Regions from separate parts of the Mus musculus genome. Here region 2 is linked to region 1. Evidence: chromatin loops called from intact Hi-C (ENCODE). Cell type or tissue: heart. All regions are shown on one strand.

Region 1 (8,000 bases):
TCTCTCTATCCCTCTTCCAAGAATGCTTTCCACAACAGCCTGAGCTCTATTCTTTCTCCAACAGCCCCCTTCTCATCCCATGCTGGCTTGTCTGCATTGCAGGGAATGACATGGCCTTTTTTTTCTCTGTTGACTCTATCTTCCTCCTTCAGGCAGCTGCCAAGATTTACAGCCTGCTTCTCTTGGGATATTTCTTTGAATAAAAAATTCCTTGAGGTTCAAAAGGTCAGGGTGCAATGGGGACTACCATGTGCCAAAGTTGAAAGATTTGGGGTGGGTAGAAGTGGGATTAGTAAAAACAGTGACTTATGTAAGGGAATGTGTCCAGTTCAAAGGCCATTGGCTCTGACTCGAGGCCTTGAAGAGTGGATAACTGAGGTTCTTTTAAACTGCTTTTAAGAATTATCATTTTACCTCATTAAAATCAACAGGAATTAGCCAGGCCTGGTGGAGCACTCCTTTAATCCCAGCACTTGGGAGGCAGAGGCCCAGGCAGAGACAGTCAGATCTCTGAGTTCATGGCCAGCCTGGTCTACAAAGCCAGGCCGTTCTAGAGCCAGGACTACACAGAGAAACCCTGTCACAAAAAACAAACAAACCAACCATATCGATGAGAATATTGGAATCTCACAAAGATGTCGTCCTACAGCTTTTTTCTGAAGCATTTGTAGTTTACTAGATTTCATTTAGGTCCATTTTGAGTTCATCTCTATACTGTATTTTACATTGTATCTGTGTGTGTGTTTGTATGTTATATATATCACATTCATACATGTGGTGCATTTATGAAGATCAGAGGATGACTTGCAGGAGTTGCTTGTCCTTTTTCATGACCTGGGGATCAAACTCAGATCATGGATGGGGCCTGGGCAGCAAGCACCTTGTCTGCTGAGGCATTTTGATGGCCCTTGAGTTAATTTTTACATATGGTACGATGTGTGACTCAGAGTCTACTTTTTACTTGTGCAAATCCAGTATTTTATGATCTTCGGTGCTGTGTTTTCATCCAGTATTTTTTTTGAAAGAAGAATTCCAGCAAAGCCAAGTTTAAAAGGTTGTACCAGACTGCCAGTTGTCTTTGGCGTGGAGAGTTTGTACCGTTTCCTGGAGCTTCATAAAAGGATGTCTTGTGGTTGAACTCCCTCAACCTCAAGTGTCCAGCCTCAGACTCAACCAGGAAAGTGTTATTTACATATTCTTTGGAAGCATAACTACACTATAGATAATTGCAGCAATTGTGTCATGGGCAGAAGAAACGGCCAAACCAAATTCTAGAGACCAGATGAGACAAACACATAGGGGCTAAGGAATGGTCCTAAAGTAAGAGGAACTAAAAAATAAGGTCCTTGTCGGAGCTGTCTGCTACTCTCTGCTCTATTGGTGCTTTATTTTACTTAATTTTTATTAAAACATTCATAATCAAACCTTAAAATGAATGTTTTAAGATATATATTAATATATATTCTTTCTGAATATATAATAAGTGGCTTCAAGAAAAGGAAAATGGCAGAGTATAGTTAATAAGATAACCTGAATTCATATTATCAAGTAGTCCATCTGTTCTGAAGAATCGCCTTCACTTGTACCTGAGTCTTTAGGGCTTTAGGGCTTTTTAGTTAAAAAGTTTGTGTCTTAGCGAGTATGTGGATGGGGAGATAGTTCCGTTGATGAGCTGCTTGTGTTCAAGCTCAGGTTCCTGTGGCTGACTCAGAGACAGTGTAAAGATGCTGAGCGTGATGATCCCAGCACCGAGGAGGCAGAGAGAGGTGGTCCAGGGGCTCCCTAGCCAGTCAGACTAGCTGGCCTGCTGAGCTCCCAGCCAGTGAGAGATTGTCACAAAAACAACGTGGATGACACCTGAGGATTGACACCTGAGTGTGACCTCTGACCTCCACACACATATAAACACACGAACATGTACACACATGCACACAAGAAATATGTGAGACTAATAACAAGCCTTTCATGGTCAACCAAGTTCCCCTAGTCACAAGAAAGTCCCTATCAGTTTACTGCTATTTTACCAAGGTTGTATTCATCATAGACTAAAGAGGATACAGTATTATCTATTACTATATAACACAACCAAAGAGGTCCAAACTAACATTGAAAATTTACTTCAGTTTTATGTTCAGTGTGCCTAGTTTTAAATAACATTTAAATTTTTTTCCTTCAGTTTGGTGTGCTGTATGCCTAGTTTTATGATGTAAAACAAGGAAAGTCTTTTTCCACCTAGTGTAACATAAATACCGATTTTACTGTTGAACAGGTATCTCCAGGAAATGGAGTTGCAGTGGGAAACATCACTCCCCACACACTTCTGACTATTGATCAATTTTTTGTTCATCTTTAAGAGAAAGCCAAAATATGAGAAATCCCCAGAGCATGACAGTTTTTTTCCCTTAAAAGATGTATTTCCTCACATCTTCTGAGGAATTGCTCCTATTTTTCAAATTCCTTTATCCAAGTTGTTAACTATCTTTCTGCATAGTTGCCTTTTATTTCTGTATATGTTTTAAAAACCCTTCTAACTGTAGCTGCCTTAGAGTTGGTACTTGAAGTTATAATCAGTTTTACTGTCATTCATCCAACAAGAAACCATACCGCAGTTGACAAAAACAAAAAAACCTAGCACTTGTAGAGTTTATGTTCTAAAGACAGATTCTTTTAGAGTTTATATTCTAAAGATAGATACTAAGTAAATATATAAGTGTATGCAATAAAATATCAGTACTAAGAAGAAAACTCAGCGTAAGGAAGGAGTCATTCTAAGTGGTCACTGAGAAATTATTTTATTCAGATCACTGCATGTAATTCTTTGGCTTGGCTTTTAAAGAGTTTTTTTCTTTTTGCTAGTGGTATTTTACAAAAGAAACTAAGAATTGTATGTGCAAAGAAATCTGAAAATATAGCCCCAGCTAGTAAACAGAGATATCTAAGGGAACTAGTTCTTTCGCTAAGCGCTGTTTCACTTGTAGAAGTGAATGTACATCCGAGGACACTAGCAGTTCTGGAGCGGCCTCAGTGTGCAGCGGCCCCGGGAACCTGCGGACGGAGCCCCGAGGTGCAGGAGTTAGTCAGCTCCGGAGCGTTAACGCTTGCGCGTTTTCTCACATCTTCCTCGCCTAGTCATTCAGAATCTTGTATTTTTGCCAAGTAAAACAAATCTCATACTAATCAGCTATAAATAAGCAGTGGGAGCACGAGTCAGAGCCAGCACGACCTTCTCCCCTGTGCACCTCCCCGCCGTTCCCAGCACCGACCTTCTCCCCTGTGCACCTCCCCGCCGTTCCCCTCACGCTCGGTTTGCACAAATGAGCAGTGCTGTTAACTCCTGTTCTACAGACCAACTCTGGTTCTTTAGTGAAGGCTGGTTTTTGGAACTAAGTAATTAGTAGTGCTCTGGCGTGTCCCTAGAATCAGAGAAGAATGTGAACTTCTGTGTCCCTTTAGAGGGAGGAGAAAAAAAGAAAATTCATTCCCTCCTTTTTTATGGGTCTAGAAGGTGCCTGCCTTCTAGGCACAGCTCAGCAGCTTTTCAGGGGAAAATGAAAGATAAATGGCTTTAAAGTCCTATCTCTTCTGTTAGATCCTCCCTGGTAAAACTTTATCCTAGTCTGCGTCATTATTTATTCACTCAGTACCTTTCACCAAATCTGGTGTTTCATCCATAAAAACAAGTATGTAAACTCTTTGTTTTCAAGTAATTTGTAGTAGTGGGAGAAAGTGACTCATCTAAAATTACAGCATCGTGGTAAGAAACAGCATAACACGGAATGCATAGGCTCCCGTGGGTTTGGTGGCTTCACCGCCCTCGCTGTTGTATGTAAGACGTCCATCCAGCGCCTCCAAAGCCTGGTGAGGTAGGTACTCTTAACTCCAGCCTACATCGGCTGCGCTCTCTTCCTTCAGGAAGAAGGTAGCAGAAGAGTTTAGAGCGCACTCAGGAGCGTGAGTGGGACTGTGAAGCCATGGCACTTCACATGAGAGGCGCCTGTGTGAGGAGGACTCTCCAGCAAAGTGGTTGGAATGTGAAGTGCGTTCAGGAAACTACAACATGGCAGAGTCACAACGACGCTTGTGGGCCATGCCTAGAGAATTTGGTTCTTAGGTAGAAGACAGGATCAGGCTTGCATTTCATGAATAAACTATAATTGTTTGCACAGGCATTTAGAAGAGAGTTTACTTCTAAAGGAAGGACTTTCTTCTCCAGCTTGACTTAAGTCTACTGAATGCATATACAGTAAACGAAGTTAAAATCTGGAAGGACCGTATTTTACTTTTTCAGGAGTTATGTAAGTTAACTATAAATACATTGTAAAGATAGAAACTAAATCCATGGGAATTTCTGTGAGAGGCCATGTTTGGGGGTGTAGTCATACAAGCGAGACTGACACTATCTCCCTGAAGTGCTTAGCGTTTCCAGGCTGTTGACTGCTCTATGCTACCTGTATTCCCATCTCCCCCTCCCCCACCCCCAGTGATTAACTCCCCCCTTACCTTCCCCTGGGGGGGGGGGAAAGGAAAACAAAAAAGGTTGTTCTGTTTGACAAGTTTTTTAAAGGAAGTGAAAAATGATTATCATATCTAAAAGCCATTTCTCTAAGCCACTTTTTTTAAGTGGAACTTTTTTCTTCAGGAGTTTTTTTCTTTTTTCTTTTTTTTCCCTTAGTCATTTTATTCGTTTACCTTTTCTTGAACAGTGTTTTTGCTGAGGAGGAAACCACCTTGGTGAAATGAGCCTTGATTGATTATACACACTTGACTCTAAAGTTGCTGCAAAAGTTATTTCCTAAGCAATATTTATTTAAATGTAAAGCTGAGACTTTTTTCTTTTTTCTCCATTAATTTGTTTATTCATGTTACAGCCTGGTCACAGCCTACCTTTTCCCTCTCCTCCCCATCCCACCCTCACACACTCTTCCCCTACTTCCCCTCCCTTCTCCTGAGAGAAGGAGAGGCTCCCCATAGGTATCCACCCACCCTGGTACATAAGTCCTAGCGGGAATAAATGCATCCTCTCCCTCTGAGGCCAGACAGTGCAGCCCAGCTATGGGGCAGGAAATCCAAAGACCCCACAACAGAGTCAGAGACAGCCCCAGTGCCAATTGTTAGGGGACTCACATGAAGAAAAAGTTGCATATCTGCTACATATATGTAAGGGGCTGGACCTAGGCTCCTTTATGCTCTTTGGTTGGTGGTTCATTCTCTGTGATTCTCCATGGACCCAGGTTAGTTGACTCTGTAGGTTCTGTGGTGTCCTTGACTTCTCTGGCTCCTTCAATTCTGCCTCCACTCTTTCACAAGACTCTCTGAACTCTGCCTGTCGGTTAGCTATGGGTCTCTGCGTCTGTTTCCATCAGCTTCTAATGAAGCCTCTCAGGAGGCTGTTATGCTGTTCCTATCTGCAAGCATAGGAGAGTATCATTAATAGTGTCAGGAGTTGGCTTTCTCCTCTGGGATCTCAAGTTAGGCCAATCATTACTTAGCCATTCTCTCAATCTCTTCTCTATCTTTGCCCCTGCACTTCTTATAGGCAGGACAAATTTTGGGTTGAAGGTTTTATAGATGGGTTGGTGTCCCCTCCCACTCCTGGAAGTTCTACCTAGCTATAGGAGGTGGCTTCTTCAGACTCCATATCCCCTGCTGCTAGGAGTCTCAGCTAGAGTCACCCCCAAAGTATTCCAGTCCCAGAGCTGCCCCCCACCAATTTGTTTTCTGTCTCCCATCCCTCCTTCCCTCCCCTCCTCTCCCATCCAGTTCTCTCCCTCCATCTACTTCAGATGTCTTATTTTATTTCCTCTTCTGAGTGAGATTCAGCCATCCTCCTTGTTACTCAACTTCTTTGGGTCTGGATTGTAGCGTGGTTATCTTGTACTTTATGACTAATAGCCGCTTATAAGTGAGTACATACCATGTGTGTCTTTGTGGGTCTTGTTACCTCACTAAGGATGATATTTTCTAGTTGCATTCATTTGCCTGCAAATTTCATGTTCTTGTTTTTGATAACTGAGTAGTATTCCATTGTGTAACTGTACCATGTTTTCTTTACCTAGTCTTCAGTTGAGGGATATCTAGGTTGTTTCGTTTCTGGCTATTACAAATAATACCACTATGAACATAGTTGAGCAAGTGTCCTTGCGGGATGGTGGAGCATCCTTTGGGTATATACCAAGGAGTGGTATAGCTGAGTCTTGAGGTAGAACTATTCCCAATTCTCAGAGAAACAGCCAGATTGATTTCCAAAGTGGTTGTACAAGTTTGCACTCCCACCAGCAATGTAGAGGTGTTTCCCTTGCTCCGCATCTTGCCAGCATGTGCTGTCGCTTGAATTACCTTGGTCATTCTGGTGGGGTAAAAAGGAATCTCAAGCTGAGACTTTGTTAACCAATATTTTTCTTTAAAATTTTTTAAGTTACATTTTTTATTTTTATATTTTATTCTTGGGCGTGGGAATGTGAGCAGTGGGTCCGGGAAAAGGAATTGAGGTTGTCAGGCGTAGTGAGAGGCAGCTCTTCCTGCTGAGCCATCGCACTGATCCTCGCCCAGCATTTTCCCAATCCACAGCATCTGAGGTTTACAGGCCCTGCTCTTAGGTGATATGGCCACCGCTCCTATCTGTTTCTTTCAGTCGTAAGCTATTCAACCGTGTGCATTCTGCAGTAAGTGCTCTGACTTTGAACCCCTTTGTGTTTCTGACTGTAGCAGTGTTTGTTTACAAAGTGCCCAACTTCTGCCATTTGCTTGGTTATCCTTCACCTTGAGTGTTTGACTTGGACAAGAGAAGAGGATAGATTCCCCTGTGAATAAGGTGAATTCATTTGTTCCATTAAACTGTATTTTAATTGCTATTTAAAATTTCTTCCCTGAGCTTGTATCTGGAAAAATATATTTTAGACTCTGGACTTATCCTTAAAATGGGTATGAATATTTGGCTCTTCTAACCCATGCAGTTTAGATATATAAGCTGTTTTAGGGGAGACTTTATTTTCACAGTAAAATCCTGAGCTCTAGCAAGGTAAAGAAAGTTTATTCTTTTCTAGCCAGACTCAATTATGTTATTAAAAAGCACAACAGTGAAGCCTGAAAGGAAGACATCACCCACTCCCCATCTCACTCAGGTCTCTGTTTCCCTGGTAAGGTGCTCCGTCTGCTTCAGAAAAGTACCAGGGACTCTGCGTCCATCCCAGTGTCAGGGCATCTGGATGTAATGCATCTAACTGTACACTGGTGTGCAATGGACAGTACTAGGCCGGGTACTGCCTAGGTTTTCATCCAACATCAGTCATCTAAGCTTTAAAATATCTGCTCTTTATATAATATAGCCATCGTCTTTCACATGTTCCATTTACTCTTAAACTGTCAAACTGTATGCCAGACTGAAATAAATTGTTCCTAATCCCAGGCATGCCTTTTACTAAGAAAATATGTAAGTCCTTTGTAGCTAAAGATTTCTGCTGTTTGCATTTCTCTCCCTGTCCTAACACTATGTCATATTGAATTGGTGGTGGAATGCTTTTATAAAGCTATACTATAGCAATTAATCTCTGTGATTTTCCTTTTCCTACAAGTGGTTGGAAAAGCTTCTATAGTAAATAAGCCTACGCAGGAACTAGTGTTAAAGCATGATGCCCAAGTATGAATCATTTGCCTATTATTAGTTCTGAGTCATAGAGGTCCCCTCCATTTTTGAGACAGGATGTCAGTGTGTAGCTTTGGTTAACCCTGAACTTGCTATGTCGATGAGACTAGCCTCACATTCCTAGACACCCACCTGCTGCTTTGTCCTGAGTGTTGGCAAGAAAGGCTGCACCACTACATTCCCAGGTTTTCAAAAACACAACTGTGAGATGGGGAGGAGATTAAGATGGCTTTGGTGTGTGTGTATGTGTGCACGCATGCACACCAGTATATGTGCCACAACTCCTGAGTGAATGTCAAAGGTCAATTTTTAAGAGCTGGTTTTCTCCACCGCTCTCAGGCCTGTAAACAAGCTCTTT
Region 2 (8,000 bases), 120 kb after region 1:
TGGTCAGCACAGCATCCTAGGGCCATCCCATCTCGAGCCCTCAAACGGCTCACCGTGTTCTCTGGCGCTTAGCCCAAGCCAGACTCTCTGAACTGCACAGCGTCAGCTGTGGCAGCTAGTCTATGAGAAAGGGTCTCCTTTGGAGAACTCACCCTGAGTGAGTGTGTGTGGTCTCTCCTGACAAGCTTTCGGAGCCGCAGTGGCTGAAGCCATAGGTAAGGAGGAGGGCGTTCAGCTCATGCCTCACTGCTGCTATCCCCAGCTCTGTGATCTTAGGCAAATCATTTAAACTCTACCCATATCCGTTTCTCATCAATAAAAGGTTGACATTACTGGACCATTCCCTACGCATGATTATGAAGATTGAATTTGATACATCTGAATGCATAAGGAAAATACTGGGTCGCTATTGTTCGTAGCATCACCGTTGGAACGGACATTCAGGCCTAACCTTTCATACTAGAGAGGCTGCTGAGGCCTACAGTAAGGATGGGATTTGGTAACTGTCATTTTAAAACACTGGCAGAGGGCTCGTAGGACCGCCCGAGAGCAAAGATACTTGTTTCAAAAGCCCGGAGACACAAGTTCAATTCTCAGAGCCCACAGAAAGTTGGAAGGAGAGGAACAACACCACAAGGTTGTCTTCTACATGCATGCTGAGGCATGCATACACTTATGATACATACTCACAATAATAATAAATAGCTGGGCAGTGGTGGCACACACCTTTAATCCCAGCACTTGGGAGGCAGAGGCAAGCAGATTTCTGAGTTCGAGGCCAGCCTGGTCTACAGAGTGAGTTCCAGGACAGCTGGGGCTATACAGAGAAACCCTGTCTCAAAATAATAATAATGATAATAATAATAAAAATAAATAAATAAATAAATAAATAAATAAATAAAAGTGGCAGCGCTGACTCATCACCAGCCTGCTGGCCGTTGCTCCTGAAGTTCACTTACTGGTCCACTGAAGGTACCCAACCAGTCCAGCCAGCCCTCAGCAGTACCAAGCGCTTTAAAGATGCCAGAGTAGCCTTACAGTTTGCTTTCAGATGTACAAAAGGCCTTACACTCATGCATCAGCTGAGCAAACCAGGATGCTGGGCTCCCACAGATCCTCACCGCTCAAAGTATGGACAAGAGACCACCAGCACCATCAGGAGCTTGTCCCAGACCTGCAGAATAACAACCTGCATTTCCCAGAAATCTCCAGGTATGCTGGGTCCGTCTGGGAGTTTGAGGAGTGAATACTGCTTTAAAAAGAAGCTGCAGGTAGCTCTTAGAAGGAGTGAACAAGAAGTGGGAACCAAGCTATTTGTATCAGCCGAGGTCATCCTGGGTGAGCGGAAAGGTTCCTGTCCTGGTCTCTGGAATCCATAATAACGAGCATAGAGCAGCTGCTCCTGCCACGGCTTCTTATCCTGAGACAGAGAACAAAGCCGGACAATGCAGAGACAGCTGTGAAATGTCTTTGTTAGTACGTGGATGCTGAGGAGGGCCGTGTGAGGCTTAGTGAGCAAGACTGGTGCTGAACCCACCCTGGGGAAGGAAGATCACCTTCAGTGAGAGGAAAGTAAGCAACAGACCAAACAAGGAGCAAGCATGACCAGAGAACAGGACTGGGCAGACACAATGTAACATAACAGAGGCTAGTACTGACCCCCACCGAGGGCTGGGACAACACTCCCAGGGTGCTGAGTTGTGTTCTCAGCCCCAGAACTCCACCCAAACTGCTCCTCTCTTGGAGTGCTCAGGCTGGTGGGGCATGTGGGCTTGAGTATCTTCACTACGTGAAAGGCAGCCCCCCTGGTTTCTGACACCCCTGAGCGTGGGCTTCAGCGCAATACTCTCTGGGCGGTCACAGCAGCCCACAGGTACAACTCCTCCCTCCTGCCCACCAGGGTCTCAGGGGTTTGCTGCCCACTGATTTATAGACTTCAATCCCCTTTCTGATTTCAGCGAGGCTATTATTTGGGATTTCCACAGAAGAGGGTTTGAGGCAGGCCAGCTCTGAAAAACCCAGAGGTGCTGTATAGTGAATTTCCCTCGTGGGAACAGCAAAGCCTGGTGGCCGCCTGAATAAACATTAGGCTGGAGGTGGCATCACCCCTCTCACCCCCATCAGCCTGCTGGGCTGAGCCAGCTGATGTCCCCAGGGCAGGAGCAGCAGCAGCCCCTTTGTGGCTACCTCCACTCAGACACCTCCCAGGCATGGCTGCTGGCCCTCCCTAAGGCTCTGCCTTCCTCACACCAAGGGCCTTTTGTGGGGCATTTCTTGGAGGTGTGGGGTGTGGCATTTACTCAGTCCGAGTGCTTAGGATCCTACCCTGGCAAATAAGTGAACTGCATGACCTCATTCCTTGAGCTCTTCCCCTCTGGGACAACTGCGACCATGACATTTACGATGTATATAACTTGCCTCACGGAGAGTGCATTGAAGACAGAGAGAAGGATGCCTATCTGGCTTAAGCCAGCATACTACATGGTCCCTGCCAAGGATCCTGGCACCATTAAGTGGAGGGTGGGGAGGGAATTGAAAGAGCAGGCACCCCAGAGGGCTGGAACAGAAGGCTGATCACAATTAAAGATCTGGACGCTTGGCTATGAGTCCCTAGACTAGGCAGAGCTAGGGAACTGGGGAGTGTTCAATGAAGAAGTGCCACGTGCTAGAGAGACATGCAGCTAGGCATGGCAGACTATCAGCTAAGCCCATACGATCAAAGGGGTAAAGGTACCAGTGCTAGCTGTGGCTAGAGGTACAAAGAGCAGAGGAAGAGAGCGTGTGAGCTGGGCAGAGTCCCTAGGCAATGCAGAAACAACACATAGTTGGAACTGGGCTCAGCCTGGGCGTTCCTGAGCACACAGCTCAGTAGCTGGTCAGCAAACACTCTGCTGAGGTGTAGAAGCCAATGCATCCAAGTCCGCACACTGGGGGGGGAGGGCATGGGGAAAGAGTGTCCTTGGGGTGCAAATTCTACCTTGGACTTTCATAGCTATTGGACGAGGGTGGACATGGTAGGTAGAGACAGAAGGTACCATTGATGCCTTGCTTAGGGCAAAACTGTCAGAATCAGAGAGAAAGGTGGCAGAGCTCTGGCATCTCTCTATGGCCTTGCCTTTCTAACCAGAACCAAGAAGAGAATGCGGGGAGAACGGCTCTGGAGTTCCCAGCCAGGCTATGTAACTAAGCAGTCAATGATACCTCTCCAGGCCATCTGGAGGAAGAATGAAGGCATCCACCGCACCCAGGCTTGCTACAGAGAACAGACAAAGGGTTGTGTGTGGCTTAGCGCTTAGGGTGAATCAGGCCTGGAGGTGATGCTGAATAGCCCTTACAGTCATAGAAGCAGATGCTCAGATGTGAAAGTAAAGAAGAACTATGGATGGTATGGCTGAGGCAGGCTGGAAAGAAAGGATCCTGGGATACATAAGATGCTTGGCAGAAGCAGCTGGGCCAAACATGTAAGCCAAATGTTGCTCCCAAGTCATGCAGCAGGCTACCTGGAAGATACGGCTAGGTGCACACCAGGCTCAAATACTGATAATAGCAAGCTTGAAGTGGTCTTGCAACAGTATTGTACACATGTGTTGGGGTGAATGGGGTCTACTGTCTCCTCCCCTTCTAAGCCCTCAGGGTTACAACCCAGAGCAGGTGGTCAGAGACAGCCACCCTAGCTGACAGCTGTCTCCCAGCTCTTACCGAGGGAGCTGGAGTGAGTGGGAAGAGCAGCTGGGAGCAGCTGATGCTCCTGATGGCAGGGCAGAGAGGCTGTAGCCCAGTCCCTCTGACCACAGCTGGTGGAGCAGGCAGACACGGTAAGGGAGCCACCAGCTGCTGCTCCAAATCCTCCCCCAACTAAACAGCTGCTGAGCATCCTGTGTGTGTCAGGTGCTGCTGGGCCAGGACTGGGGAACAAAGAACACAACTACCCAGCTGCCCTCAGGGGATCCCAAACTTGGAAAGGGAGTCAGACCAGATAAGTCCTATATCCCCAGAGATGAGTTTCCATGTTAGTCGGAAGCCTCAGACACCCCCAAACCAAGCCATATGCTCCCTTATGTCCTGGCAGCTATGGGCTGTTCGTAAGCCAACAGATGGAAGGCTGACTCCTATACCTTTAGCCAAGAAGTAAGGCTTGCATTCCACAGTGGCAAATTAGATATGAAGCATATACAACCCCAGGAGAGGTGATTCGTTGGCTTGAACTCATATTAAGATGTAAATTGAATTAAGGAAAGCTGAAATGTATATTGAAAACATCACTGACCCTCGGCCTCTGCAGAGTGTACTCTGCTGGAGACGCGACGGACCTTCCTCTCCAAAGCCACACTTAAGGAAGCCACAAGGGAGAGAAGACTACAGAGAGCCCTTCTGAAGAGGCGGTTTTGATCGGGAGAGTGAGCACTTGGGATGTTTTGATGGATGGGAGCCAAGGTGAGAGGGTCACTTGGAAAGCAACGGTTTCCCCTAACTCACTGCCAGCTTTGCACAGGTGAAAATTACATTTTCCTATACGTTAGTGCAAATACATAGCCCCCGAGTAAGGAATGTTCCTCTGATGTTGCCTTCTGAGCCAGAAACACAGAAGCCAACAGAGCTTCAGATTTGGGGGAGAACGGCATCAATGCCTGAGCAAGGGTATCCTAGGGAGAGGGCTAATTCTGCACCTGGAAAACCTTCCTCAGAGGCAATGGTATCTGGAGAAAATGCTCCCCAATGTCGTGCCCCCCCACCAAATGCTCATCTGTGCACAGGGTCAAAGGAAAAGCCACATACCAGGAGGGGCAGAGCTCAGCAACAGAAATTGTGCTTCGAAAACACGTAGGCACGCATGTATTTGGTTTTCTTTCTTTGCTGTTGTTTGAGATGGTGTCTTAGGTTAGCTAGGCTGGCCTTGAACTCCCTATAGCAATACTTGAATATGTGAATCATCTCGCCACCAGCACCTAGAGGCTGGGATTACAAGTGAGCACAGCTTGCTTGCATCATGTGTCTTACAGGTATGGGCGATGCAACCACACATATAGAAATGTATATACACAATGATAGACAGGCATATTTAAATACTTATACAAAAGCATTTATAGGTGTCCTGCATTTGGAGGGGGGACTCCACAAAGATTTGCATATTTTATGGAAATCTCACCCCATAGAGCCTCCACAAGAGAGCTGGTTCTCTCAACCGTCTCCCCTCCACTATGTCCTCTGCCTGTGAATACATCTGATCCTGGGAGCAGTATGCTGTACTCGATGCCACAGCTCATACTTCAAATCCTGAGCCTTTAAAACCCACTTTCAGGCTTAGGCAGCCTGTAAGTCTCTGTAAGTGTCCTTGGCACACCTGTAGTTCAGGATGAAAAATCTTTTCTTACACTGAGTCAGTGCCACCCAGGTCTGTATGGAATGGGCGGGGTTTCTTGTTGTCTTTGGAAGCTATAGGTTTCCCTCCGGAAATTCCAATTCACATCTCTCCTGGTATATATGTTCTGTGTCTGGCTACCTTTCAAATCCAACTCCCCCATCACTGTCTCTGAATTCCCCTCCCCTCCCCAGCCATTGGCAGAAGCTGGGGCAGCTTGAGCCTTCCATGTTGAAGACGTTTGGCTGTTTCTTCTTGGTGGACTGGTTTCAGAAGCAGGGTGCATGTTTCAGGCCTCCCCAGAGTGACTAGGAAAGGTGTTTGGGGCTCAGATTTTGGAACTTAACAAAACGGTTTCACTCCAGTATATCCCCCTTCCCCAAATAGAAAGCCTGATATTTTCAAGTGCTGGTGAAGGTTCATATCTGTCTGAGGCAGTATAAACTTATACTCACTTGAGAAGACTGTTTGACAACATTCCCTTAAAGTCTGAGACAGCAGTTCTCAACCTTTGGGTCACAACCACTTGGGCTGCATATCAGTCTCGGATATTGGCATTATGATTCATAACAGTAGCAATGAAATATCTTATGGTTGGGGGATCACCACAACCCAAGGAGCTGTATTAAAGGGTCACAGTATTAGGAAGGTTGAGAAGCACTGGTCTAAGCTAACTAATGAGCCATTCACTCCATTACTTGTCCTATGTAATAAAAGCTGCAAGCAAGCATGTGCCAGGTTATATGCACAAGGCTATTCATACACAGCGGTGCTCCTGAGCTATTCTGAATATGAATCTGGAAATAAATCGCATGTGTACCATCACCAAATGGATAGAAAAATTGCATTATATCTATATAGTAAAACAGTACACAGGAATAAAAATGGGTGGATCATAAGACACAAAAGCAACCGTTAAATGTTAAAAATGTGAAGCTGAGTGATAGCAGCTCAGCACATACACGTTCGTGAAGACACACGTGTTCTGTAGGATTCTATATACTCCAAGTTCAAACGTAGATGAAACTATCATAGTAAGGACTCATCCTTAGAGAAGAAACCTATACAGAAAAGCAAGGAGGGGGCTGAGAGGTGGATCCCTGGCTAAGAGCACTGGCAGCTCTTGCAGAGGACAGGGTTTCAGTTCCCAGCAACCACATGGTGGCTCCCAACCATCTGTAACTCTAGTTCAAGGGGACCCGATGCCCTCTTCTGACTTCTCTCGGTAAAACCAGGCAGGCATGCGGTACATATGCATTCATGAAGGCAAACACACAAACACATAAAAAATGGAATAAATAAATCTTTAAAAGAACATTTTTTTTAAAGGAGAAAGAACACAAGGAAGATGATATCAAGCTTCCCTGGGGGCAAGCCTGGGAAGGCGCAGGGGGTTGTGGGTGTGTGCTGACATCACCGCATCTTCAGCTGGGTGGTGGGTGCTCAGAAGTTCTCATTATAGTGAGCTGTCAAGCTGTGTGTTCACTGTGCATTTGCCTAAGCGTGTATTTGTTTTCCTTCACTTAAAATAAAAGGTTAAACTCAGCCGCCAGGCAGCGCTGCCAGGGAGGATTTTACCGAGAGTGGGGAGGCTCTGAACCACTCACCTCTCTTCTTCCTTCCTCTTTCATCAGCAAATGAGGTTTCCATGCCTACCGTCTCCTCTATGCCCGAGACAGATGTGCACACGTGTGCCCACTTGCACAGCCAAGCAGCCACCTTACTCTGAGAAGACGGCCCCTCCAACCTGACCTCTTTTAGTCTTATCTGACTTCCAGAGAGATCCCCTTGGGACTCAAGAATCTGCAAGGAGTGGGATCAGAATGGTACTTCCATTCCTCCCACAGAGCCGGCCAGGCTGGAGAGAGGGAGTGTTTTTTCCATTTACCCAACATTCTGCCTTTTCAATTACTGCATAGCCCAGACAGACAGGCTGCACAAGCCCGATTCCACTTCAATCTAAGATACAGTGCTTCACGTCATGGGTCAGAAGACTCCTGTCAGCACAGTGACCTGTCGCCCGAGATCGTCTGGTTTAGGGAAGGCTCCACGGAGCTGGATCACCATGCATATGGGGTACAGCCACAGTCCTGCCTAGAAACTCCCTTGGATAAACTATTGTTTTTAAACTCTGGTTAGGAAAAACTGATGCCTACAGGGCTGACAACAAGGATTCGAAGGAACTTCTGAGATTGATTAGAAAGAGCCCTGGACCAGACCCAGAAGGGCCTGAACCAGAACCCAGCCCTGGGCTTCTTTTTTTCTTGATTTCAGGCAAGCCATGGAATTTCCTGAGGGTTCACATCCTGCCCAGCTCACAGAAACAAATCACTAAATGTATATGGAATGTTTAAAAAAAAAACCTGCAAAATGCTGTGTAAATATAGGGATTATTATTATAAAAGTCCAGCGCTGGCTACTAAACAGGCGAGGTTTGAAAAGAGATATATACTCTTGTCACTATGACGATTGAGACAAGACCCCAGAGTGACTCAGTACCACCCTGCTGGGGCATTGTACTGCACCAGACTCCTCCCACTTCTAACCTTGGCCAGAGGAGGGTCTGCAGCAGCGGAATGGGCTTGGCTGTTCTGCAGAGTCTATCCCACTGGCCGCCTCTGAGGCTGGGTGTCTGACCTTG

Evidence for each region. Peaks named below come from ENCODE experiments on the same cell type or tissue, not always from the same donor. Only the 100,000 strongest peaks of a DNase experiment are listed, where the experiment ranks them.
Region 2: it touches region 1 in a loop (2.0-fold over the local background); 6 of 42 quality-filtered maps call a loop at or near these places.

What each region holds. Positions count from the first base shown.
Region 1 is chr1:170,766,854-170,774,853 of GRCm38, reverse strand. The region is part of intron 14 of Atf6 (activating transcription factor 6); the gene reads left to right. Among named protein-coding and RNA genes, the nearest start is that of Gm23523, 19 kb to the right of the region's middle. In heart, a CTCF peak has its summit at 4,034; a DNase peak (open chromatin) is centred at 3,223.
Region 2 is chr1:170,651,524-170,659,523 of GRCm38, reverse strand. The region is part of intron 3 of Olfml2b (olfactomedin-like 2B); the gene reads right to left. Among named protein-coding and RNA genes, the nearest start is that of Olfml2b, 11 kb to the right of the region's middle. In heart, no CTCF peak of the experiment used is centred here; DNase peaks (open chromatin) are centred at 3,823 and 7,373; H3K4me3 peaks cover 463 bases; H3K27ac peaks cover 3,501 bases.